3 separate regions of the Homo sapiens genome follow, and all the other regions are linked to region 1. Evidence: read pairs that join two places in POLR2A ChIA-PET (ENCODE). Cell type or tissue: MCF 10A. All regions are shown on one strand.

Region 1 (8,000 bases):
CACCATGTTGACCAGGCTGGTCTCGAACTCCTGATCTCAAGCGATCCACCTGCCTCGGCCTCCCAAAGTGCTGGGATTACAGGCATGAGCAATAGGACTGTTTCTTGAATGGATGGGATTGGGTGGTGGTGATCATGGGGGAAGAAGAGTAGGAAACTAGAGGACTCAAGAATGACTTCTAGGTATTTGCCCTGAAAAAAAACAGATGGATCATGGCGCCATCTATTAAGATGAAAAAGACTTAGGTAGGAGCCAGTTTGCGGGGAAAATAAAAAATTCTGCTTTGGAGATGTGAAGTTTGAGATGTCTATTACTCATCTAAGTGGAGTTTGCAAGTAGGCAGTCAGATATACATCTCAGGGGAGTTCAGGGCTGAAGATTCAAATTTGGGAGATGGATTTTTGTAAATCTCCCACCTCCTTCTCAGGCATTAGTTTAAGATAAGGAGAGGGTAGAACTGCTCCTTGACTTACCAGAAATGAGGAGCAGATGCTATTTGTTCACTTGTACTTTTGTCCATCCCTCAAATATTTATGGAGTACTTTCAGTGCTAGGTACTGTGCTGACTTTTATGGACTGGATGAGCAGATACAGGTACAGACACCGCTCTCATTGAGTTTGACATCCAGGGCTGTGCAGTAGAAAGTGAGCCTACTACGTAAGCTGAATTTTCTAATGGCCATGTTGAAAAGGTCAAAAGAAAGAGATGAAGTTAATTTTAATAATCTATTTTATTTAACCCAGTATATCAAAAATTAGTATCATTTCAACATGTAATCAATATAAAATTACTGAGATATTTTATGTTCTTTTTCTCATACTGTCTTCAAAATCTGTTGTGTCTCTTACACACAGCACATCTCAATTCAGACTTAGCCGCATTTCAAGTGCTCGATAGCCTGGATCTAGAAGATGCTGTAGAACTTGGCTCCCTGATGTCTAAACCCCTCCCTTCTCTCCTGCCCATTGGTGATCTCCAGACCTTCGGGGACTGTTGGGAGCTCCAGTGTGCTGTAAAATAGTGAGGTGTAAACCTTGGGCACACAGCCCCAGAGCAGAACCCCAGTCCACCTTGCCCAAAGTGCCAGCAATGGCAGCCTGATGATAGAGGTGCCATCATCACACAGATCAGTATCCAGCTGTTCCTAGCCACACCTGGATTAATTAGTGACCACTGGAAGATAATTGCTGTGTTTTAAAACTGAGAGCATTGCCACCATGTACCATGGTAAATATATTTGTTAACAAGATAAAAAAAATGTTTTTTAGTAAAAGCAACTTCAATCCTGGTGTCTCCCCCGACAACTCCCCTTGTCCTGTTTTCCTGGCACTGGGTGCTGACTACTAGGCAGCACTTCTTCTCTGAATCCCACCGCCTGGGCACAGGAGAGATCAGAATGTGTTTGGTGAATGAACGAGCTCAAGAATGGGAGGCTTACTCTGTGACTTGCGGGAGGAGAATGTGTGGGATTTTTGACATTGGTTCCTTCTTCAGATGACAGATACAGACAATGACGAATGCTCTCTCTTCTTATCAGGAGAGCTCAACGTGGGCGTTTCTTTCTGTAACAAGTATGCATCATGGCTGGCTGACTCCTCCCCATAACAAGCAGTTTAAAGGTGAACGGAAATGGATCTTGGCGATAGCAGCTTTTGGAAGCCTAGGCGCGGCACAGAAGGTCAGACAGGAATGGCTTGTCTTCCACTACAACATGGGGCTTCATCGGAAGCACCGCTGCTGAGGAACAACCACCTCCTCCTGACCATCGCAAGCTGCCCAGGAAGACATGCTCATAGCAGTGTCCGTTTCCCTGCCTAACTTTCCACCAGAAGATTCCTTCATGTCTACGGGCGGACCCAGGCCGATCTTGGAATGCATGTTTAAGTTTGTCTGACCTTTCTATCTTTTGCCTTCCTCTTCACTAGAGAACCTGAGCACTAGGTTCTCCTGTATTATTTATTTTATCTTATTCTTTTCTTTTTTTTTTTTTTTTTTTGAGGCAGGGCCTTGCTCTGTCACTGAGGCTGAAATGCAATGGTGTGGTCATAGCTCACTCCTCGGCTCAAGTGATCCTCCAGCCTCAGCCTCTAGAGTAGCTGGTATTACAAATGTGCAGCACCACAGCCAGCTAATTTCTTTTCTTTCTTTCTTTCTTTCTTTTTTTTTTTTGTAGAGATGGGAGTCTTGCTGTATTGCCTACGTTGGTCTCCAACTCCTGGGCTCAAGTGATCCTCTTGCCTCAGCCTCCCAAAGTGGTGGGATCACAGGTGTGAGCCACCACATCTGGGTAGATTCTTCTTTAGGTTCCTGAGCCTGGAGAGATGGCCTGCAGGGGCATCTGCTGCAAAGGAATGAGATAAGCTGTGATAATCTGGGTCCTCCAAGAAGCAGAAGCCATAGATTTTATCAGGGAGCTGGAAAAAAGTGGGATGACCATTAGACTGCAGTGCAAGTCTGACTCCAAATGAAGGAGAGGAAAGGTTGTATGGAGGCCTCCTTGGCTCTAGGGAAAGTTCAGCAAGGCAGAAGAGAAGTGCTGAGACAACATTCTAGGCAGAGGAGCCCCATGTCTCTCAGGAAGGGGGCTGCCTAGTGCCCCTGCCATGCCCCATCACGGGTGGGGAGCAGCCCATGGAAAGGGGGGGTCTCAGCACAGGCCAGGATGGATTCAGAGCATGGAGTGGCAGCTGGTGCCCTGGGCCAGATGCGCTCCCAGCTGGAGGCACTTTCTCACAACTGCTGTGTAGGCCTGGGTCCACGTTGTTTCATGAGGAAAAGCCATGCGGGTGCTGCCTGGCACATATGTAGAGCAAGTGCCATATGACACGGTGGAAGGTGCCCTGGAATTGGCATCAATGTCCCAGGTCAAGTCCCTGATCCGTCACTTATTATTAGTTCATGATCTTAGGTGAGTCACTAAACCTCTCAGAGCCTTGGTTTCTTGATCTTAAAACAATACCTGTCTTACAGTATGGTTGTAGAGTGAAACTAGCTCTTGTGAGAAAGAGTGCTTTGTATAATGTTGACACAAATGCACACGTGGTAACAAAAGCAACAAAGCACAACTATTAAAGACCAATGACAGGAGCTCTGGAATTTTGCTATAAGCAGTCTGTGGCAATGATAGAGATTTGTCTGTCTCTGTGGTTATACTTGCACGAAACTGCACACCATGCCAGTATACAAATTCCACAGTGTCTCAGTCATTTAGCAGATGTCAGTTGACTTGACTGTTCTGGGCAGGTATTTATACAAATAAAAAAATAAAAAGCATTTCAGAAAACCCTATTTTTTTTTTAAACAAAAGATGGCTTTTCCACAGCTGCTAAATAATTCAAAGTCAGCAGTAATTCATAGTGAGTCAGCGGTAGCTTCTTACTGCTTCCCACTGCTTTTTTTCCTTTTCTGCTTGTAAGATGAAGACACTGGCGATGAAAGGGCTGAGATGTTTTAGTTCCCGGAAGTCCCTTGGTCTTTTTTTTTTTTTTTCTTTTGAGATGGGGTCTCTCTCTGTCTCCCAGACTGGAGTGCAGTGGTGCAATCTCGGCTCACCACAACCTCCACCCCCGGTGTTCAAGCAATTCTCCTGCCTCAGCCTCCCAAGTAGCTGGGATTACGGGCACGTGTCACCACGCCCGGCTAATTTTGTATTTTTAGTAGAGACGGGGTTTCTCCATGTTGGTCAGGCTGGTCTCGAACTCCTGACCTCAAGTGATCCACCCGCCTCGGCCTCCCAAAGTGCTGGGATTACAGGCGTGAGCCACCGTGCCTGGCCGCTTGGGTTTTGTGCTAGCGAAATATTGAGATCTGTAGGCTGTGGAGCAACCTGTTAGCGATGATGGGTGAGTTCACAGGCAGAGGCAGTAGCTCCAAGGCCTCAACCAGAGACCCAGATCCCAGGGCAGTGTCACTCATTTTGTCAACGATTCTAGGGGATGGGGAGACAGGAGCTGGAAAAATAAACCAGAAAGACTTCATGGGTTTATTTCTAAATAGATGAAGGTTACAGAGCAAGGTAAATTTTATGCAGGAAAAACGGGTGGCAGTAGATGATCTAGTGTTAGAATCTCAGCATGGCCCTGGGGCTGGGAGCAAATGAAATTAGACGTGGGATTAGTGGGAACCAGGTAGCCAAGGGTGGAGGCCTAACCAGAATTGAGTGATTCACACCATTAACAATGACCAGCTGTGAAGAAGCAGATCACCCCACCTGAGGACAGCCCCGAAGGAAGAGGTGCTTTTACCACCACCCAAGGATGAAAGCAGTGATTTCTCCTTCAAATCCAGCCCCAAAGCTGTGGCTCTCCTCACCAGTTTTCCTTTCCTTCTGGCCATGCAACCTCTTCTGCTCCATGGCCAGTTCAGAGGACACATGACTCCAGCAGGAGGGGACAAACCAGTCACCATTCAGGAGCCTGAATAACCAGGGCTTCTGACACCGTGGGCCTCAGACTACCCACATCAGCACCACGTGGGCAGCTTGTTAAGGAGGCGACTGCATGAGCCCACCCAGATCTGCCTGTTCAGAATGTCTGGAAGGGGACTCCAGAACCTGTGTGCCCCTCCCGCATCTTCCTCAAGGCATTGTTTTGCACACAAACATGTAAGAATCACCGGGCGTGGTGGCTCGCACCTGTAATCCCAGCACTTTGGGAGTCCGAGGAGAGAGGATCACGAGGTCAGGAGTTTGAGACCAGCCTGGCCAACATGATGAAACCCTGTCTCTACTAAAAATATAAAAATCAGCTGGGCATGGTGGCCCATGCCCATAATCCTAGCTACTCGGGAGGCTGAGGCAGAAAAATGGCTTGAACCTGGGAGGCAGAGGTTGCAGTGAGCTGAGATCCCGCTACTGCATTCCAGCCTGGGCAACAAGAGCAAAACTCCGTCTCAAAAAAAAAAAAAAAATTGTGAGACCCAATTAAATGATCTCTAAGCTGCCAGATCAAAAACACTGTGACTTCAGAATCCCAGTTTAAGAAAAATGATCTTATTTCTCAGTAATTTATAATTTTAAAGGTTTAATCTTCTTTCTCCCCTAAGTATTATCTCTCCGTCTTTAAGTCCCAACAAATTATTTATAAAATAATGTATGGGCTGGGCGCGGTAGCTCACACCTGTAATCCCAGCACTTTGGGAGGCCGAGATGGGTGGATCACCTGAGGTCAGGAGTTCGAGACCAGCCTGGCCAACATGAAGAAACTCCGTCTCTACTAAAAATACAAAAATTAGCTGGGTGTGGTGGCATGTGCCTGTAGTCCCAGCTACTCGGGAGGCTGAGGCAGGAGAATCACTTGAACCCAGGAGGCGGAGGTTGCAGTGAGCAGAGATTGCGTCATTGCACTCCAGCCTGGGGGACAAGAGTGAGACTTTGACTCAAAAATAGTAATAGTAATAATGATGATGATGTGTGAAGTTTACTATGTGCAAAAACCTATGTTTTGCATGGAGGAAAAATATATGAGGCACCCTGCCCTTAAGGTGCTTCTAGGCTAGAAGAGGAGCTGAAAAGGTGTGGAACCAACTTTGCCACAAGGCAGAGAGTGCTCCCAGGGCTGATAATCCAGGAAGGGGTCAGTTGATAAATATCCTAAATCTCAATCCTGGCAATAAGTACTGTATAAAAGATAGAATCAAAGGTCTCCAGGATTTCAGAAGAGGGAGATAGGAAAGCCGGCGGGGGCAGTGAGAGAAGCTTTAGAGAGGAAGCAGCATTTGAGAGAGGACTTTAAGGATAAGTCGTATTTCAGTAGGCAGAAAACATTCTGGAAGAGATGGCATGAGAAAGCCATAGTGGTGGGGAATTGCAAAGTGTACTGCAGAACAGGGGGAAGCTCATTTTGGCGTGAGTGGAGAGGGATTTCACTGGAAAGCTGGGATGGTGTATCAGTTATCAGTTGCTGCATAATACACCAGTCCAAAATCTAAAGGCTTAAAACAACAATAGTCATTTCTTTTGCTCATGGATCTACAGCTTGTCTGTGTTCCACCCTGTCAGCTTAATGGGACCTGGAGAGACCACTTTCAAAGTGGCTCCCTCACATGGCTGGGAAGTTGGAGGGAGCTGTCTGTTCCTTTTGTGGGCTTCTCTATGGCTTGAATTTCCTCACAGCAGTTTGATTTCAAGAGAGCCAAGTGAAAGCTGTATTGCCACTTATGACGTAGCTCTTGGAGTCATAGTATCACTTCTGCTGCGGTCACAAGACGACATCCAAATTCAAAGAGAGGGAGCAAAGTGTCCTCTCAGTGGAGGAGTGTCAGAGTCACCATAAGAAGAGAATGTGGGAAGGGAGGTATTATTGTAGCCAATTTTGGAAAATACATGTAAAACTCTTAACGCATGAAATACACAAAAACTCTAATCAGGCATTAAATAATAATATAAATTTAAAAAAAACACAAATTTCATTATATATCACAATAACCTTTCAAATAGGCAAAGCAAATATTATTTGTATTTTGCAAATAAAGGAACACAACTGAGAATTGGAGTAGAAAGGTGGATTTGCAATGAATTTAATGAAGTTTTCACTTTTAGAGCCCCTCACTAGCACTGACACCTTCTTCCGAGGCCCCAGAGGGGACCCAGAATTGTGTTCACATGGTCATATGTTTCGTAAATGTTCAGAGGTAAAGTATCTTTACTACAACTAGTTAAGTCTGCTGTACCTTCACTTCAGCCTCCCTTCCATCACATCCCCTTGCGTCAGGTGTTACTGGGCATTTTGGAGACCCAGCTAAGGGGAAATTGAGTTATAGCTATATTTAGTTTTGGTGGAGTAGGTTATAATGATGTGGTTTTCAGTAACTTCAACACATGGTTAAGTTATTACTGGGCACCCCAGTGTAGAAATGACTTCCAGGAATACTCCTATGGCTTACTGACTAACTCAAACAGCATTGTGACACTAAAGTCCAGGACCAGAGGTCATACTGTGGTATGACTGTATCTCCTAGTACCCAGAATTCGCATGAAAATATATGGGTAGTGGAGAAAAACAAGGTTTGAAAAGTACATCGCCAGAAGCTAGTCTGTGGAGAATTCTTCCAATCAGATATAAAATTACAAGGACAATACCTTTGTGTATAGTTCTGGCTTTTAAAATCTTTTTAATGTTTCACATATTCAAAGAACAAACTTAAAATGAATAAGGTCCGGCAAGGTTACAGGATTAAGAGCAATGTACAAATATTAATTGTATTGTATACAGTAGCAATGAGCAAACCAAAAATGAAATTAAGAAAGTAATTTCACTTAAGATAAAAATTCTAAAATACTTAGAAGTAAATTTAACAAAGATGTACAAAACTTATACTGTGAAAACTACAAAGCTTTGTTGAAATAAATCAAAGAAGAAACCAAATAAATGTAAAAACAGTCTATGTTCATGGATTGGAAGATTTAATATTCTCAAGATGTCAGTGTTAACATAACAAGATGTGTGTTATACTTTAGTTTTTAAAAAATGGCCAAAAACGTGGTGGGATAGTTGAATATGATTCATCCTTCCCAGACCCACATGACCTGAACACTGTGATGCGTTATAATGGCAGGGAGAGGAATTTTGGATTCAACCTGATCTGAATTGGAACCCTGGCTTTATTATTTACTAATGTATGTCTTTCCTCATTTTTTCTTGATGTTGCTGGTTCTGATTTTCTTCATTTGCTCAATAAGGATGATAAATAGCTACTCCTCAGGGTTGCTGTGGGGATCAGATATGATACGAGTAAAGGGCTGGCACTACTGGTTTCCTAAACCCAACTCCCTTCCATCTTGCCCATGTCCCATGCAGGTATTGGAAAACCCAAGCATTGACTCTCCAGACCAGCCTCGCACCTAAGAACGCCGTGGGATGCAGTTTCAGACAGTGAGAAATCTGCTGGGGATGCCTGGGAAAGGGACATACCTGGCAGGTGCCGCTCCATGGCCTTCTTGCTGCCTTGAATTGGGACATGAGCCTGAGTCGCAGCAGCCGTCTTGTGACTGAGAGGTGGC
Region 2 (8,000 bases), 65 kb after region 1:
ACCAGTATGTGCTGGGCACTAGGGAGAGGTGCATCAATCTAGGGCTCAATTTTTAGTTAAAAACAAACAAACTTGAAGGGTGATTTCAGAAACTAATCAGATTGTCTTGTATGTCTAGTGATCAAATACTAGATTTTCCAAAGTACTACCTTAAAGCAACATTTATATCTTCAGCAATAACTGTGCCTTCACCCTACCCCAGCCCATGTCTGTGAAAGGTGGCCATCTTGTGGATAGGTAAGTTCTGGTGTGTTTGTTAAAAACAGCATCTCTCATGATTATGTAAATCATACTCTTCAGGGAGGCAGCAAGTTAACTGGACAAGAAGGATGTGATTCTGTGTGTTTTCTTCTGGATTTATCCAAATGGAGCTGGGTAATGGGAAACATGGACTGCGTGTTCTTTCACTCAAGCAAATCACACCAGATCTGTGATTTGTTCTCATGCTAAGGGTTGCACAGACTTCCCGAACACGGCCTCGGGACTCTTGTGTTTTAGGTAAGAATGCCTGTTCTGCCGACATTGGCCCTGGTGTCCTCACTTCCTGTCTATTTGGAGCTCTGTCCTAGAGGGCTGTCGTGTTACTAAGGCAACCAGCAGTCCTCTGTGAAACGTTCCTAATCTTTCCTGTGGAAACACAATTTCTGTCTGTGCTGTGTGATCCAACTTTTTACATTAGCCCATAGAATTTTAGCAGTGCTCAGGTTGAAGAGGCTAATTTCTACCTCCCAAACTAAGTGATACCCCAGAAGACAGACCAATGGGCAGAGTGTACAGGGATGGTAAACCCACACTTCCTGCCCCACCCTAAAAGTACTTGTCATCCCTGTGCTTTTCAAGAGAGCCCAGACTACCTCACACCTTCAGAGGACATTATGTCCTCTGAAGTCTTGGAGATCCACCTCTCCAAGAGAACTGTTTAATTTGACTATGTCTTCAACCACACCAACTAGGATCCTTATCCCTTCCTGTCTCTTAAAGGTGATAGAGTGGTCCAACCAATGTTCTGGGTATTATCCCTAAATGAAATAGGAGTCCCAGAAAACAAACAACTGGCAGTGTCAAGGGATGCCCTTTTCTAAGAAGGCCATCTAGCCAGCATGTTAGCCTGAGCCCTTGGCCTGTTGTGGTACCTCTAGAAAAAGATGTATTGCTGTAATAAGGGCACTGGGGTAAGAATAGAGTCCTGCCTGGCCTTACTCCACAACAGTTCATCCAAACACACAATGACATATGTGTTCATCTGAACACACAATAAAAATTGATGTGGAAGGCCGGGCGCAGTGGCTCATGCCTGTAATCCCAGCACTTTGGGAAGCCGAGATGGGTGGATCACCTGAAGTTAGGAGGTTGAGACCAGCCTGGCCAACATGGTGAAACCCCATCTCTACTAAAAATACAAAAATTAGCCGGGTGTGGTGGCGTGTGCCTGTAATCCCAGCTACTCAGGGGGCTGAGGCAGGAGAAACGCTTGAACCTAGGAGGCAGAGGTTGCAGTGTGCTGAGACCGTGTCATTGCACTCCAGCCTGGGCAACGAGAGTGAAATTCTTTTTCAAAGAAAAAACAAACAAAAAAAAAAGAAAGAAAGTTGATGTGAAGACACATCAATGAAATGTGTGTCCATCTGAATGTACAATGAAAATTGATGTGAACACACATCAGTGAAATGGCAATCATAACACTGACTTCACACGGTTGCTTTTAAAGTCCTTTGTAATCTTTGGTGCATTCTACAAGTTTTATTTAAATCTATAGGACTGTTCATCTTAAGGAAAGTATTAGCAAAGTTTTCTAAGGAAAAAAACAAGACAAAACCCCCAAAAGTTGTTTTTACAATTTAAACCTTCCAAAGAACAGGATAGTTGTGATTCTCATAGGCCTACCTGTTGGGGTGATCAGACCCAACACCAGGTCGTGGGGGTGACAAAGTCCGGCAGAGTCAAAGGATTGAGAAAAAGACAGTTTGAGAGAGAAAGGTGGGACCAGGGGGCCATCACTAGTGTATGGAGGCTGCGAAGTCCCCGAGCTGTGGGAGTCCATACTATTTATTGGTAATCCAACAAAGAAACAGGTGGTGAGAACGTGGAAGTCAAAAGGGCAGGTGCATGATCTACAGCTGTGATGGTTTAGCATGTATAAGGAACATGTTCTGCTACTTGAGATAATGGGAATACGAGCCTAGGAGGGCTAGCAGCAAGGAGCCAGCAAGTCTAGACACATTTCAGAGGACATTATGTCAGTCATGCAAGCCCTGCCTCAGTCTTTTTCCCAACACTCAGCCTTTTCCCAACATGCCCCATTTCTCTTTTTTGAAAACGAGAAGGTATCGTTATTACTATCCTTATTACTAGCATAAAAGGTGGCCTCTTTTAATTGAGCAAGACGATTGCAGGCTGTGCAGCCCTTAATTGCCAGTTGGTGATCCAGCTTTATTTTTCTTAGCTCTTATTGAAACTGGAGTCGCTCTGGTTTGAATACTTCCCACATATCTCCCCTTTCCCTTTCACAAGAGGACCCTTAATCCTAGGGGTTGCAGAAGGATGAAGGTCCGTCTTCTGTAACTTCTTCATGCTGAATAGGGGTGATGATATTCCTGCCCAACTATTAGGGTCTCTTGTATTCAGGGTAGAGGGGAGCTGAGTCACAAAGCATTGGTCTATTAAACATCGTGATTCTGGTCGGTCCTCATTCCTTCTTTGCATTCAGATTCAACTGGCTCATGGCTTGTACTGGGGGGACCCGGTCCAAGGTTGGGATCTATGGGTCCCTCCAGTCTCCCATTCCATGGTCATACACATCTTGAGGGCATCCACACAGTTCATTCATCTCCTGCAAAAACACAAGCATAACCTCACCCCCACGTTAGTAAATCTACTGAAACAGAAGCAAAAACTTTCGTGGCTGTAGCTGGGAGACCACTGATAATGAGAAATAGGCCCCTTCTAACAGAAGGCACAGGGAAAGCAAATCAAGGCTTTTCAAAACTTCAATTAGCATTGTACAGGTGGGTCCACTAGATGCTATGGCTCATGATAGATCTTCAGATGTTTGGTGGGCACCCACACAGGCACCTGATTGTCACCTGGAGATACACAAGCAAATCCTCTTTGCCATATAATTATCTTTCCTTTTTCCCAGCTCTTTGTTTGTGACCATATCTTTTTCTAAGGCCTGCGGCATTAAGATGAGTTAAAGAATGGAATGCTTGTGCATCAGCAGAGACTGCAGACACCAGTGCATCCACCCTTTGATTAAGTTTAGTTAAAGGACCAAAAGGTCCTGTAGGAGAGAAAAGAAAGAGCATTTTTATCCTTACCTCCATCCCCTCTATTCCTTTTATATTTGCCCTCTCAGATTTTGATTGGATTTTGAGCCATAGCTAATTTCCATAATTCAGAATGTTCTTGTCTGTTCCTGTAAATCTCTGCTAGTCTTTGCTAGTCTCTAGTTTTGTACCTCTCTAGGGCACTGACCTTATATTGCTAGTCTTTGCTTTTGTACTTCTTTAGGGCACTGATCAGTACCTCTTTAGGGCACTGACCTTATATTGCTAGTCTTCATCTATCTCTCTATTTATCTCCATCTCTCTACTTAACTCTGTCTCTACTTATCTCTACCTATTTATCTCTATCTCTATCTCTATATTTATCTCCCTTATCTCTACTTGCTTAGTTCTACTTACTTAGCTCTACATCTTTCCTGGAAACCTTTTTTATGACCCTGAGTAGAGCTCAGAAATCTACCCTTTAAGCTTCAGCAAGAGACAAAACAGGGACCCTGGACCTGGTACCAGATTGAAAGGAACAGGAAGTGCTCTCCCCTCCCCAAAGCAGGAAAACCAGAGTTTGGCCCTTGCAGATTTCCACTCCACATCAGCGTCATCCTCAATTTCCTGGAATGAATTGTTGATCATGGCAATTAAGATATTTAGCAAAACAATGACCATTGTAACATTATAGACTCCATAAAGAACATAACCAATGTTTTCAATGAATTTGTGGTTATCATTGTAACCACTGATTTCACTTCAGAAAGTCCACATATAGCCCAGAACAGTGTCTTAAAACTCTGTTGTGAAGGCTTCATTTTGTCTTGCACCAATGTAGGAGAAGAGGTTGAACATTCCCATCATAAAGACCACAAACAGCACAATGAACACATTCAGCCCATATCATGCCTGTGTGCTCGTTAAATCTGTTTTTCTCTAGCAGAGGCAGGTTAACCATGAAACTGAAGCTTCAAGATGACTTTACTTGCCCTACGCAAAGCAGCCTGTGATTTATTTTTTCCGGGACTACTGCCAACCAGGCCTGTGTGTCAATCTGTAAGCATGCAACAGCAGGTCTACTGTACATGTAGGTCTTTTGTCAGACACTTGATTAACCCAACATACAGCCTCTCCTGTTGGATTAGTACTACCAAAGCCTCCTGTTCTTTTCACCAAGCTGCTTCCCAGCTTTATGTCAACAACTGAGCAATTCTTTCTCCTAGGGAAGCAGACCACAGAGTTGAGGAACTAATAACTAATTGAATTTCTCTGGTATAATCAGAACCAATCATTCCCGTATGCAGAGTGACACCTCTAGCTCTTTCAAGTAGTAGACCGACTTCCTGAGGACAAGAGTTCCCCAGCTCCTGTGGGGACCCTCTCTGGTGGCTCCCCAGGAAGCAGGGAAACGGGGAACTGTGCTGCAAAGGTTCACAGCAGCAATGCCCGCTGCAGCGGGAAACAATTGTTGCCGTTTGTAAGGGCCCTGGCTGTGCCAGATATGCCTCGGTTTATTGAGATGCTCTCTAAATAAACAAGCCTCAGATTCCACTGGGTCTTCATACTACCAATTGCTCCAGGTTTTAATGTTGCAACTATAGGAAAGGTAAGTTTTGCAGCTAATTCATTTACTTGCCCATTAAGGGGAGAGAGAGGAGGTGGCCATTCACTTAATTCAGCAGGTGGAGCCCACGGGCTACTAAAAAATACTTTTTTCAGATTCCCTTTGTTTTCTTTAATTTCCTCCATTTCCTGTTCCTCACATTCAGAATCTGAAGTTTGTTTTTACACTCGTCCTCCTCTTCTTCATCTGAATCTGCCTCATCATCCGTTTGAAATGGCTCAAGAGCTGCTTCTGTTAGTGCCCACATTGACCAAACTGAGACTAGAATTTTTGCTCCATCTTTATACACTTTTTAAAAATCTCTGCCAATTCTCTCCCATTCATCCAGCTCCATAGTCCCTTGTTCTGGGAACCATGAGCAAAACTGCCTTACTGCGCTAAAGAGTGAGTGATAAATTCTGAGCACTAACTTTCATTCCCCCTCTTTGTAATAATGCCTTAGGAAATTTAAACAAGCAGAATGTCTGCTTTCACTTTGTCCCTTTGTTACCCTGGTTCTTGTGAGTGCTCAGCTTTCCAGCCAAGCTTCTTTTCGACATCCTCAGGTGTCCTTTGATGAGGCGTCCTTTGCTTTCACATGCTCTGGTATTCCTTCACCAGGATCTTTGTTGCCCCACATTGGGCGCCAGAAATGTTGGGGTGATCAGACCCAACACCAGGTCGTGGGGGTGACAAAGTCCGGGGGAGTCAAAGGATTGAGAAAAAAGACAGTTTGAGAGAGAAAGGTGGCACCAGGGGGCCATCGCTAGTGTGTGGAGGCTGCGAAATCCCTGACTCTGGGAGCCCATGCTATTTATTGGTAATCCAACAAAGAAACAGGTGGTGACAATGTGGAGGTCAAAAGGGCAGGCACATGAGCTACAGCTGTGATGGTTTAGCATTTATAAGGAACATGTTCTGCTACTTGAGATAATGGGAATGCAATCAATCTGGAAGCCTAGGAGGGCTAGAAGCAAGGAGCCAGTTAGTCTAGACACACTCTGGAGGACATTATGCAAGCCCTGCCTCAGTTTCCCTCCCAACACTCAGCTTTTTCCCAACACCTACCAACCTCTGAATATCAGATTCAGCATGTTTCTCTCTAAAAATCTTAAGTACAGAGGCCAATTCATAAGGATTTTTTTTTTTTGAGGCAAGATCTCACTAGGTCACCCAGGTTGGAGTGCAGTGGCACAATCTAGCTCACTGCAACCTCTGCTTCCCAGGCTCAAGAGATCCTCCCACCTCGGCCTCCACAAGTCACTACACCCAGCTCATTTTTCAATTTTTTGTAGAGTTCTCATAGTATTGCCCAGCCTGGTCTTGAACTCCTGGACTTAAGCAATCCTCTTGCCTCAGTCTCCCAAACTGCTGGGATTATAGGGATGAGCTACCATGCCTGGCCAGAATTAGCAGTAGCTGAGATTTATGTATTATGTATAGCAACCCGGGAGCTGGCTCAGATGTTATCCTGCAATAAGTACACAAAGCTGCCTTGAGAATTGGACAGAAAGCACAAGCAGAGACATAGAATATGTGCCAAGCAAACTGGACAAACAATCTGGTAAGTCAGTTTATTTTGAGTCAGGTGAATCTTTGACATGGGTTAAAAGATATTAAACAAATTATTTTTTAATTTAAAAAAACTGCATAATAATATAAATAAAACCAGCCTACTTGAATCCACTTAAGAAATACAAATGCTTTCTTAAGTTAGAAGGATCATCTCTTTCCTTGAATATAAAATGAAAGATTAAATTTTTAAAAAGTTTAAAATTAAATTCACTTATTACACAATGTTCTTAACATATATTTTTCCTGGCAGGTAAGGTGAGGTGAAAAGTTCATTTGAACTTAGACTTGAGTTCAAGTTTTAGTTCCAGCAGTGATCAGGTGTGTGTACTTTGGCAAATGATTTAACTTTTTAGAGCTTTATATGCTCTGATGCCTATAAAATAGCTTTAATTGTGAAGTGGTTAAATGAGATGGCATTTATTAAGTTCAGAGCTGACTACATATTTTGTCCAGCCCAGTGCAATATAAAAATTCAGGGCCCCTTGTTCAAAAAGCAGGAAAAAAGCTTTCTCCTCCTCCAATGTTCACTGTCTCCACCTGTCTGGGTATTTTGTGACAAACTCCCTTAGGCACAGATAGATTCATCATAGGGTGGGCAAGTGAAGACCCCAGCATGCTCCTCATACCCAGAGAACAGGAGAGCACAGCCAAGAACCCAGCCCAGGGAGGTGGGAGGTAGGATCCAGTGAGTGTAGGCACCAAGCTCCCCTCCCAGGTGGGCCCCCAATTGTCCCCTGCCCAGGAAGCCAGCCCTGGGCAATGGATGTTCTTATCATAGGGCTCTCCTGGCATTTAGACACAGAGATTGAAATGTTAATTTAGTGTCTCCCACCCGCCAGAGGATTTTGTGAAGATTACAAGAGATAATATGCTTGAAATGTCCTTTGCAAATTGTAAAGCACTCAACAATGTAAACTATTGTCTTTTAAAATCAAAATTTGTCTGAAACGGATAGCATTTCATTTTCTGCTTAGCAAGGCAGTGACAGAGAAAGTTTGCAGTAAGAGAAAGCTGCATTTTAATTTTACAAGAGATATTTTTAAAATATCACAGGAGTTTATTGTACAGATTATTTCATCATTCAGGTACTAGTGTGTCTGGAATTGGTTCCTTCTTGTGGGTTCTTGGTCTCGCTGACTTGAGAATGAAGCTGTGGATCCTGGCAGTGAGTGTTACAGTTCTTAAAGATGGTGTGTCCGAAGTTTGTTCCTTCAGATGTTCAGATGTGTCTGGAGTTTCTTCCTCCTTGTGGATTCATGGTCTCGCTGACTTCAGGAGTGAAGCCACAGACCTTCGCAGTGAGTGTTACAGCTCTTAAAGGTGGCACATCTGGAGTTGTTTTTTCCTCCTGGTGGGTTTGTGGTCTCGCTGACTTCATGAGTGAAGCTGCAGACCTCCGCAGTGGGTGTTACAGCTCATAAAGGTAGTGCACACCCAAAGAGCGAGCAGCACCAAGATTTATTGTGAAGAGCAAAAGAGCAAAGCTTCCACAGCGTGGAAGGGGACTCAATCAGGTTGCCAATGCTGGCTCTGGTGGCCGGCTTTTATTCCCT
Region 3 (8,000 bases), 54 kb before region 1:
CTTATCTGTAGTGAGAACACTTAAAATCTATTCTCTTAGTAATTTCAGGTATATGGTACATTGTTATTAACTACAGTCACCAACTAATAGTGAACATGGTCACCATTTTTATTAAAAATAGATGTCCTGAACTCGTTCCTATTATACACCATAAATACACATAATTTGTATTTGTCCATTAAAAAATAAAATGCTTAAAAATTAAATATAAAGTCTAATATGCCCCTGTGGTATCCGCACCCCTCTAGGCGGCCACCTGCGGAACAGCTGCCCAGTGAGTGAGTGCTGAAAGACTGCAGTGCAAGATGTGCTGATGTAAACCAATCATTCGCCTGGAGGTAAACACAGGCTTCGGGGAACCACGGCTAAGTCAGAAAGATGCCTGAAGAGAGAAAACAGGTTTACAGACCTACAAGTGCTGGTCCTGCCGGATAAGGCCAAAGAGAGCAAGAGAAGAGCCACAAACTGCCACCACTACACACATTGACAGTTCTCAAGCCACTGCCATCCACAGCACAGAGGACTGATCCTGTTCAGCTCTGGTGGAAATGAAACCCCATTTGGTTATACTTCTAAAATGTTACCTATATTCTTTTTGAGACTATTTCCACTATTTTATCTCCTCACCAAGCGCAATATCATCTGTTAGAAACTTCACTTTCTTGCATAGCATCTCTAACAGTTAAAATCATCAGCTACAAAACATATGCATGTGCAGACACAGGTCTTTATTAGTTTTAGGTGCAACATTTATAGGTGTGCAGATTTGACATCGCTGTGCACCTTTCTCTAAGTCGTCTTCATCTGTTAGCTTCCTGAGTATATTTGCTATGTGCAAGAACTCCTAATGATGGATAAGGCGGCAGGGCCTAGCCTCCCACAGTAGCAGCAGTAGTCTTTACAGGTAGCAGGTCTCCAATGTGAGCTGCTGAGTCCTCTGGGGCCAAAGGACACTGTAAGGCATCCAGACATCCACAGAAAGCCAAAAAGCAGTCTTTAGAGACTGATAAATAAAAGCTCAGTGACTATGACGTTAGAGCCTACCTTTTTTTTTTTTTTTAATTTCAGAGAGGGGCCTTCACTTTTACAACAGTCTGGAAACCCTTGGAGAAATTAGACTGTGATATGATAACCTCTGGTACCAAGAGGAGAGAGCTGTCCAAAAGTGGAAGAGATCGTTTCTGGCTTAAGGTGTGATGAAACAAAACAGGAGACACCAAAAAGAAGTGTGGAAAAGCTAGGTCTCAGAGTAGGGCGGCAGGCTGAGGAGGGCCGCGCTGAGGAGGAAGTGGATGGGTGCCAGGGGATGAACTCACAGGGAGACCCTTTAGAAGGGGATGACTGCCTGATCTGTTTCCATGGACTCTTCTATTTTTATTAGGATTATCCATTTCTCTTCCTACAAGCTCTTTTGCTTTTTGTCCACCCTTAAGTTATAATGTATATACTGTTTAAAAACATTTAAGTGATACAGAAGTATATCAAGGAAAAATGATGACTATTAGTAGTTTGGTAAATTCCTCCCAGTCTTTTTTTTATGCTTATACATTTATAGACATTCTGTCAATATCTACTGTGTGCTACATGTGTGTATTTCACTCTTGATCCCAAACTGCTAATAGTTTTCTGGAGTAAATATGACCTAACCATATCTTTTAATCATCACAATGTCTTCTCTCTCGGCAGAAACTTTCTAACACCTATGGCTGTGATTCCAAACATGCTTACTAACTACAGCACACTACTTTATGAAGCAAAAACGTTATTCTCTGTGTGCATAAGAATGGGAGAATATCTTTGCTTAGTGTCACGCATTATTGTTACTTAATCGCTGAGTCTGTTTTCTTTTCTGTAAAATGGAGACATCATGAGTCCACTTCCAGGGTTATTTTTTGTTAAAGAGGAACTTTCCTGTAAAATATGATTGTGTAGAATATTACTTGTGCACCCGATAACATGCTCTAACTACAGTACAAGTCCTCCATCACCTCAGTCTTGACTCCAACAAATAGCCTGAAATTCAGAAGCAATTTTGTGGCTTTGTAGTGAATATCAGAAGCCTTTTCAACCCATGAAGCCACCAAACACACCGAAGGCACCAAGGCTAAGGTAGGAAGAGAAAGGGGGAAAGGACAAAATGAGAGAAAACAGGAAGAATGAGTGGGTGTGAAAAGAGATAAGAAAAGTACCAAGTATGATGGTGAAGTGTGGTTGTCTCAGCATGGCCTAGACATGCAGGTGGCCTGGCCGCCCACAGGGAGGTCCTCACGATGCTCTGCTTACAAAGGTGCCTTCTATACCTCTTGACACAACAGAAATGCATTCATGGTCTTTTTCAGTGCTCTCTCTTCAAAAGCAACACCACTTTCTGCACTCTGCAGAGGAGTTCCCCTAGCTGTGAATGGGCAGATGGGGATAAGGTGAACAAGACACAAGCTTGTTCTGAAGGAGCCCACGTCTTGTCTCTAAGTGACCACAGGGACTCCAGGGAACCCTGGCTGAGCAGAAGAGTGCAGGGAGAGTCAGGATGAACAGACAGAAGCAAGCCTGAAATCTCAGGTGCACAGGCTCATTCTAGAGCCAAGCTTCTCAAAGTGTGCTCTGCGGAACACCTGGCACTGGTTAGGAAAGCAAATCACACCAGACCTGCTGAATCCGAAACTCTGGGGATGCGATCCAGCAATCTGTGCTTTAAGAAGCCCTCCAGGGGATGCTAAAGTTTGAGAAGCACCTTCCTAGGGACAGCAGGTTTCCAGCAGGGAAGTTTTCAGCAGGGAAGTGGTGAGGATGGGCTAATGGGTTAGAAAGAAATCTACAAGAAGCGTAAGCAGTGTGTGGAACAGGAGGGAGGGAAGAGACTGGGGAGAAACCAACTCCTACAGACCTGGATAGGGCAGTGGGAGTTGGGAGCCGGGAAGGACCAAGGCACTGGGCGTGCTGCAGCACTCAGGAACAGGATTTAACAGGTAATGGGGTGTAAGCAGAAAGAAGGAGGGCTGAGAAGAAAAACTGTCCCCTTTAATCAAATAGAAGACTGGGTACTGGGGGTAGGCTTCAGAAAAGAGATGAAGTTTAGCTTTGGACATACAGAGACCATATCCCTTCAAGACAGGTCAACCACCTTGGTCAATGTCCCAAATTTTATTTTGAGAACCACTGCTCTGGAGGACCATTTTATAACAAACTTTTAGCTAAATAATTTTTTAGTTAGGTTTAAGTTTTTGGTGGTGTATAATCTTCTGGAATCCGAGAAACATGGAGGCAAACAAGCTAAATCAAAGTTAAAGAAGTGAATGATATCCCCAATAAAGCAACATCTTGACATGTAACCTGGGGCAAGATATTTATTATTACCCTAATTAGCAATTAGAATAATGAGAAAAGCTTGAAAATGAAGCAGTAAATGAGACATCTGTCAAAAGGAGACACTAATTGAAGGCTCGATGATACGGGATAAAAGGTCACACTGTCACTCAGTTGTCAGACATAACTGTAATTTCAAGAAAGGGGGTTGAATAAGAAGGGGAAGGGCACAAAACATTAGGATCTGTGCTTCAAAATCTGTGGCTCTATGAAAAGACCACACATTCTAATAATGAATTATTTTTTTTTCCCGAAACAGGGGCAGGCTCTGTCGCCCAGGCTAGAGTTCAGTGGCATTATCAGAGCTCACTGCCGTCTCAACCGTCTGACTGAGCTCAAGCAATCCTCGCACTTAGCCTCCTGAGTAGCTGAAACCACAGACACGTGCCACCTTGCTTGGCTAATCTGTTTATTATTTGTAGAGGCAAGGTCTCACTATGTTGCCCAGGCTGGTCTCAAACTCCTGGGCTCAAGGGATCCTTCCGCCTAGGCCTCCCAAAGTATTGGGATGACAGGTGTGAGCCACTGCGCCTGGCCCAGTGTTGCTATTTTTTGAACAGAAATGCTATATTTAAAAAAGGGTGTTAGCAACCTTAGTTATATCTACACAAGCAAGGGGTTGCAAGCTGAGTGCTGGGAAGCAAAGCTGTAACAATTGGAGTCTGAAATGCTTGTAGGTTTTACAAGACAGAATCACTTCAAAAGCTGGGGACTTAAATACTATATTAGGTAAGTCCACGTAGCTATTTCTAGGGACGCCTATTTAAATGAAAAATAGCTTAAATTTGGCCCTTACGGCCTTCTGACATAACCTACTGATCAGCAGGCAGTGTGTGTGGGTCGCTTGGGCTCAAGAAACAGGGCAAGCAAAGCAGACAACCCCAGCTGAATGTGTAGGAAATCAGTCATGAGCCAGTGAGTCAGCAGGCTTTAGGAGTCTTTTATTCCTCCTGCTATAGACCTCTTTAATGTGGTTACATAGTGTTCCCAGTTAAAAAAAAAAAAAAAAAAGATAGTGAGTCAAACCCACTACAGTGAAATCGGTGGTCATGAGTATATTCCGCAACATCTCTACAAGCTCAGGTTCCTCCTGAGGTCAGTCTCCCCACAAGGGCTGAATTAGGAAACAAGTTCAAGTCCCCCTTGGGGGCAGGAAGGGCAGGAAAACCGTGAACATCTGCATATCAAAGGTTTCCGAGGCCAGAACTCTCACCAATATTTGACTAACAGGAACGCGATGGCCAGTTATTTTGTGCCACTCTCCTATTTAAGTGCAAAAGCAAATGATGCCGTTGAGGATTTCTTAGGGGTAGAGAAGCCCAAGCTTTACCACTCATAGACTCATTCATCTCCATCTCCAAATGGGCATCTGCCAGCCATAGCAGTTAAATGCCCCTTGTGTTGCTACTGTTTATGCAGGAGAGGGATAGGGAGGTGGACGCAGGGCGAAAGTGAGAAGGGAGAGTGAGAGAGAGGAGGGCAAGGAGTAGAAGGGGGAGAGGCAGAGCCAAGTAACTTCTAAAGAGACTGCCAAAGACGTGGCTGGGTTCTAATGCGGGATCCATCTCTAGGGTGCAAAGGAGCATGTAGAACCACAGTCCGGGGGTAAAAATGATTCCTTTTTGTTCCTTCTAATACCTAACATGTGGTCTATACAGCTGTTCCCCTTCAGGATACCCAAATCCAGATGCTCAAGTCCCTGATATAAAATGGCATAGTATTTGCATATAACCTATGCACATCTTTCTGTATACTCTAAATGGTCTCTATATTACTCACAATACCTAATATGATGTAAATAAGTAGCTGTTATACCGTATTGTTCAGGGAATAATGACAAGGAAAAAATGTCTGGCAATGTTCAATAGACAATACCATCCATTTATTTCCATGGAATATTTTTAATCCACGGATACAGAGCGCCAACCGCGTCCTTCTCAGCATTTACATTTTACACGCATCTTAGCCTGCTCAGAACTCCATCATGTGCTTCTTTTTGTAAAGACACAAAACTACTTTTCCATCCAGTGACCTTTCAGAGAGGAACTCTGGCCATCAATTCTCATATCTAGCAGACTACATCTTTGATATATTACACTAGGTCTTTTAAAGGCCAGCCCCTGGGCAACTCCCCCTCCACAATAATTTCTAAATGACAATGGACAGATATTTTTAAAATTCCCAGATTCCCCCCAATACAGTGAACTGTAAATGTCACAAGGTAACAATGAGGCCTCACGCTCACTATTCGTACTCACTACTGAACTAGCTGACTTCCCAAGATCCTTTCCTCCCAGCTGAGCACAGAAGGGCAGAACTATCCTGACACTGGCATGCAGGAAAGATGGGAGGTGAGTGAATGTGTATGGAGCCTGCTAAAGGCCAGCCCCTCTCCAGATGAGGAAGCTCAGACTTGGGGGGGCTGCTTCCCTTCTCAGTCCCATGTCCACCACATAGTGGAGCAGAGCTTCGAACCTAGCTCAATGAGACATCCAGGTACGTCAAGGTTTGCTTGGCGGTTCACAGGCAGGTCCCAAACATGCCCACACCTCCTTCGTCTGTGTGTGGAGACATCCTTCATCCTTGAGGAGGCGGGGTCCAGGTCACCTGTGCCTGGCTGGGTTTTCTGATTTTTCAACACTTGCTCCTAACCCTCAGAACCTTTTTTCTTTTCATTCCTAGTCCATCTCCAGTTTCCAACTTCCCGGCTCCCCACTATCCCAGAGGATTTGCTGAAGAGGGACGGGGGTAGGGGTAGGAGGCTGACACGGTACTTCGCAAAACATCTCATCACCAGAAAAAAAATCAGCTGACCACAAACCCGCCTCAATGAAAGGGAAGAAAATTTGAAGTCACAATGTCCAAATTCCTACAAATACACATTGTTCCAGAAAATAGGACTGCCCGTAGAAATTTACATGCCAACCATTTGAATATACAAGGCATCTGCTTCACTTCTGCCTAGTTCAAAGGGAGCCACATTCCCATCTACTACCTTTGGTCAGCTTTTGGACAATGGGTGCTGAAGGTGTTTTGTCAAGAAACACAGCCTACGCTGGTCATTTTTCATTTGGCACCAGTTGGTTCCATCTGGCTATTTTTAAACATAAGTAAATATTACAGCACGCATTTCCGTCCTTTATGCGTTTCTGTCATCAAACACGTTCTCTGTTTAATGAAGCCTGTGAGAAGCGACATCATTTGTACAAAATCAAATTGTGTTTTCAGACCTGCTTTATCATATTCCCTACGTATCTGTAGTGACCTTTAGCTTTTTCTTCCTGGGTAAAGAGAGCCCGGAAATAGTTTTTTAAATATAACAATCAACCTCTTTCTTTCTTTAAATTCCTAAGCCAGGCACTTAATACTCCTGTGGCCTGGTCTTGGCATAAAGATCAGAAACTCTGCCTTCAGTTCTCACCCTGCAGGCCACCCCACCCAACCACCACTGCTCATTACCAGCTCTAACACTTTTCCCACCTAATTCAGCCACCTAAAAGCGTCCCTAAGTCAGCAGACAGGTCTTACAGTCTCTTAGAAAGCAACTCAATTGTTTCCTGTAATGTAGATTTGTAAGAAAATGTAATTTAGCAAGGTTTTTCATAACTTGTTATTAAGAAGCTCATTAAGTTTTAGAAAAGGTGCTGAAGTTACCTCAAGGCATGAAAATGCTGATGTTTGCACCCTGCCAGAATAACATTTCTAAATAAAAACACCCCCTCTAAGCATAGTCTCTCCATCCCAGCTATGCTGGTTAATACTGAGTGTCAACTTGATTAGATCGAAGGATATGAAGTATTGATCCTGGATGTGTCTGTTGAGGGTGTTGCCAAAGGAGATTAACATTTGAGTCAGTGGGCTGGGAAAGGCAGACCCACCCTTAATCTGGGTGGGCACAATCTAATCAGCTGCCAGCATGGCCAAAATTAAAAGCAGGCAGAGGAATTTGAAAAGACTAGACTGGCTTAGCCTCCCAGCCTACATCTTTCTCCCGTGCTGGATGCTTCCTGCCCTCGAACATCAGACTCCAAGTCCTTCAGCGTTGGGACTCGGACTGGCTTTCTTGCTCCTCAGTTTGCAGATGGCCTACTTTGGGTCCTTTTGATGGTGTGAGTTAATGCTCCTTAATAAACTCCTATATATCCATCCTATTAGCTCTGTCCCTCTAGAGAACCCTGACTAATACACCACCCCACTGCCCCAACTGCCAGGATCGCTTGCCGCAAATGTCCTCAAATGCTGGAATACTTTTCAGGAATTCTCTGAGCACAACGTCAGCAAAGTTGCTAGGGGTAGAATTAAAAGGGGAAATCTTTGCTCCCATCTTCATTTGACCATTTGCACAATTATGTTGCTATCAAGACCATGGAATAACAGGCCATGGGGAACACTGACCCGGAATCTGCAATCACATATGGTAATAAATGGAAGTTAATGCCTAAAAACATCCCAGATTTCCATAAGGATGAAGGATAGGGATGTAACCAGAGCATTGGATCAGGAGATTCTTCTGAAGTCTCACACAGGCTTCTAGTTAAATACACATCGGATAACTGATTTCTGTTCCAAAGCTTCCCAGAGATGAGAATTAGGTTTACATTTACAAATGACTGTAGAAACAGTATTTATTAGGTCAT

The links. ChIA-PET counts read pairs that join two places held together with the same protein. Peaks named below come from ENCODE experiments on the same cell type or tissue, not always from the same donor. Only the 100,000 strongest peaks of a DNase experiment are listed, where the experiment ranks them.
Region 2: POLR2A ChIA-PET joins it to region 1 with 8 read pairs; 2 of 35 experiments call an interaction of 5 or more read pairs at or near these places.
Region 3: POLR2A ChIA-PET joins it to region 1 with 9 read pairs; 2 of 35 experiments call an interaction of 5 or more read pairs at or near these places.

The regions. Positions count from the first base shown.
Region 1 is chr4:184,842,584-184,850,583 of GRCh38, forward strand. It overlaps MIR3945HG (MIR3945 host gene), which reads right to left. Exons shown (of 3, transcript NR_132989.1): 2 at 7,912-8,000; 3 at 713-2,342. It overlaps LOC105377587 (a long non-coding RNA gene), which reads left to right. Exons shown (of 3, transcript XR_939564.4): 3 at 1,539-1,623. Among named protein-coding and RNA genes, the nearest start is that of MIR3945, 4.5 kb to the right of the region's middle. RefSeq lists a silencer at 6,839-6,908 and an enhancer at 7,977-8,000. In MCF 10A, no CTCF peak of the experiment used is centred here; a DNase peak (open chromatin) is centred at 3,078.
Region 2 is chr4:184,907,196-184,915,195 of GRCh38, forward strand. It overlaps the pseudogene TRPC6P7. Among named protein-coding and RNA genes, the nearest start is that of LINC01093, 12 kb to the left of the region's middle. In MCF 10A, no CTCF peak of the experiment used is centred here; a DNase peak (open chromatin) is centred at 4,316.
Region 3 is chr4:184,788,839-184,796,838 of GRCh38, forward strand. The region is part of intron 2 of ACSL1 (acyl-CoA synthetase long chain family member 1); the gene reads right to left. Among named protein-coding and RNA genes, the nearest start is that of ACSL1, 33 kb to the right of the region's middle. In MCF 10A, no CTCF peak of the experiment used is centred here; a DNase peak (open chromatin) is centred at 4,413.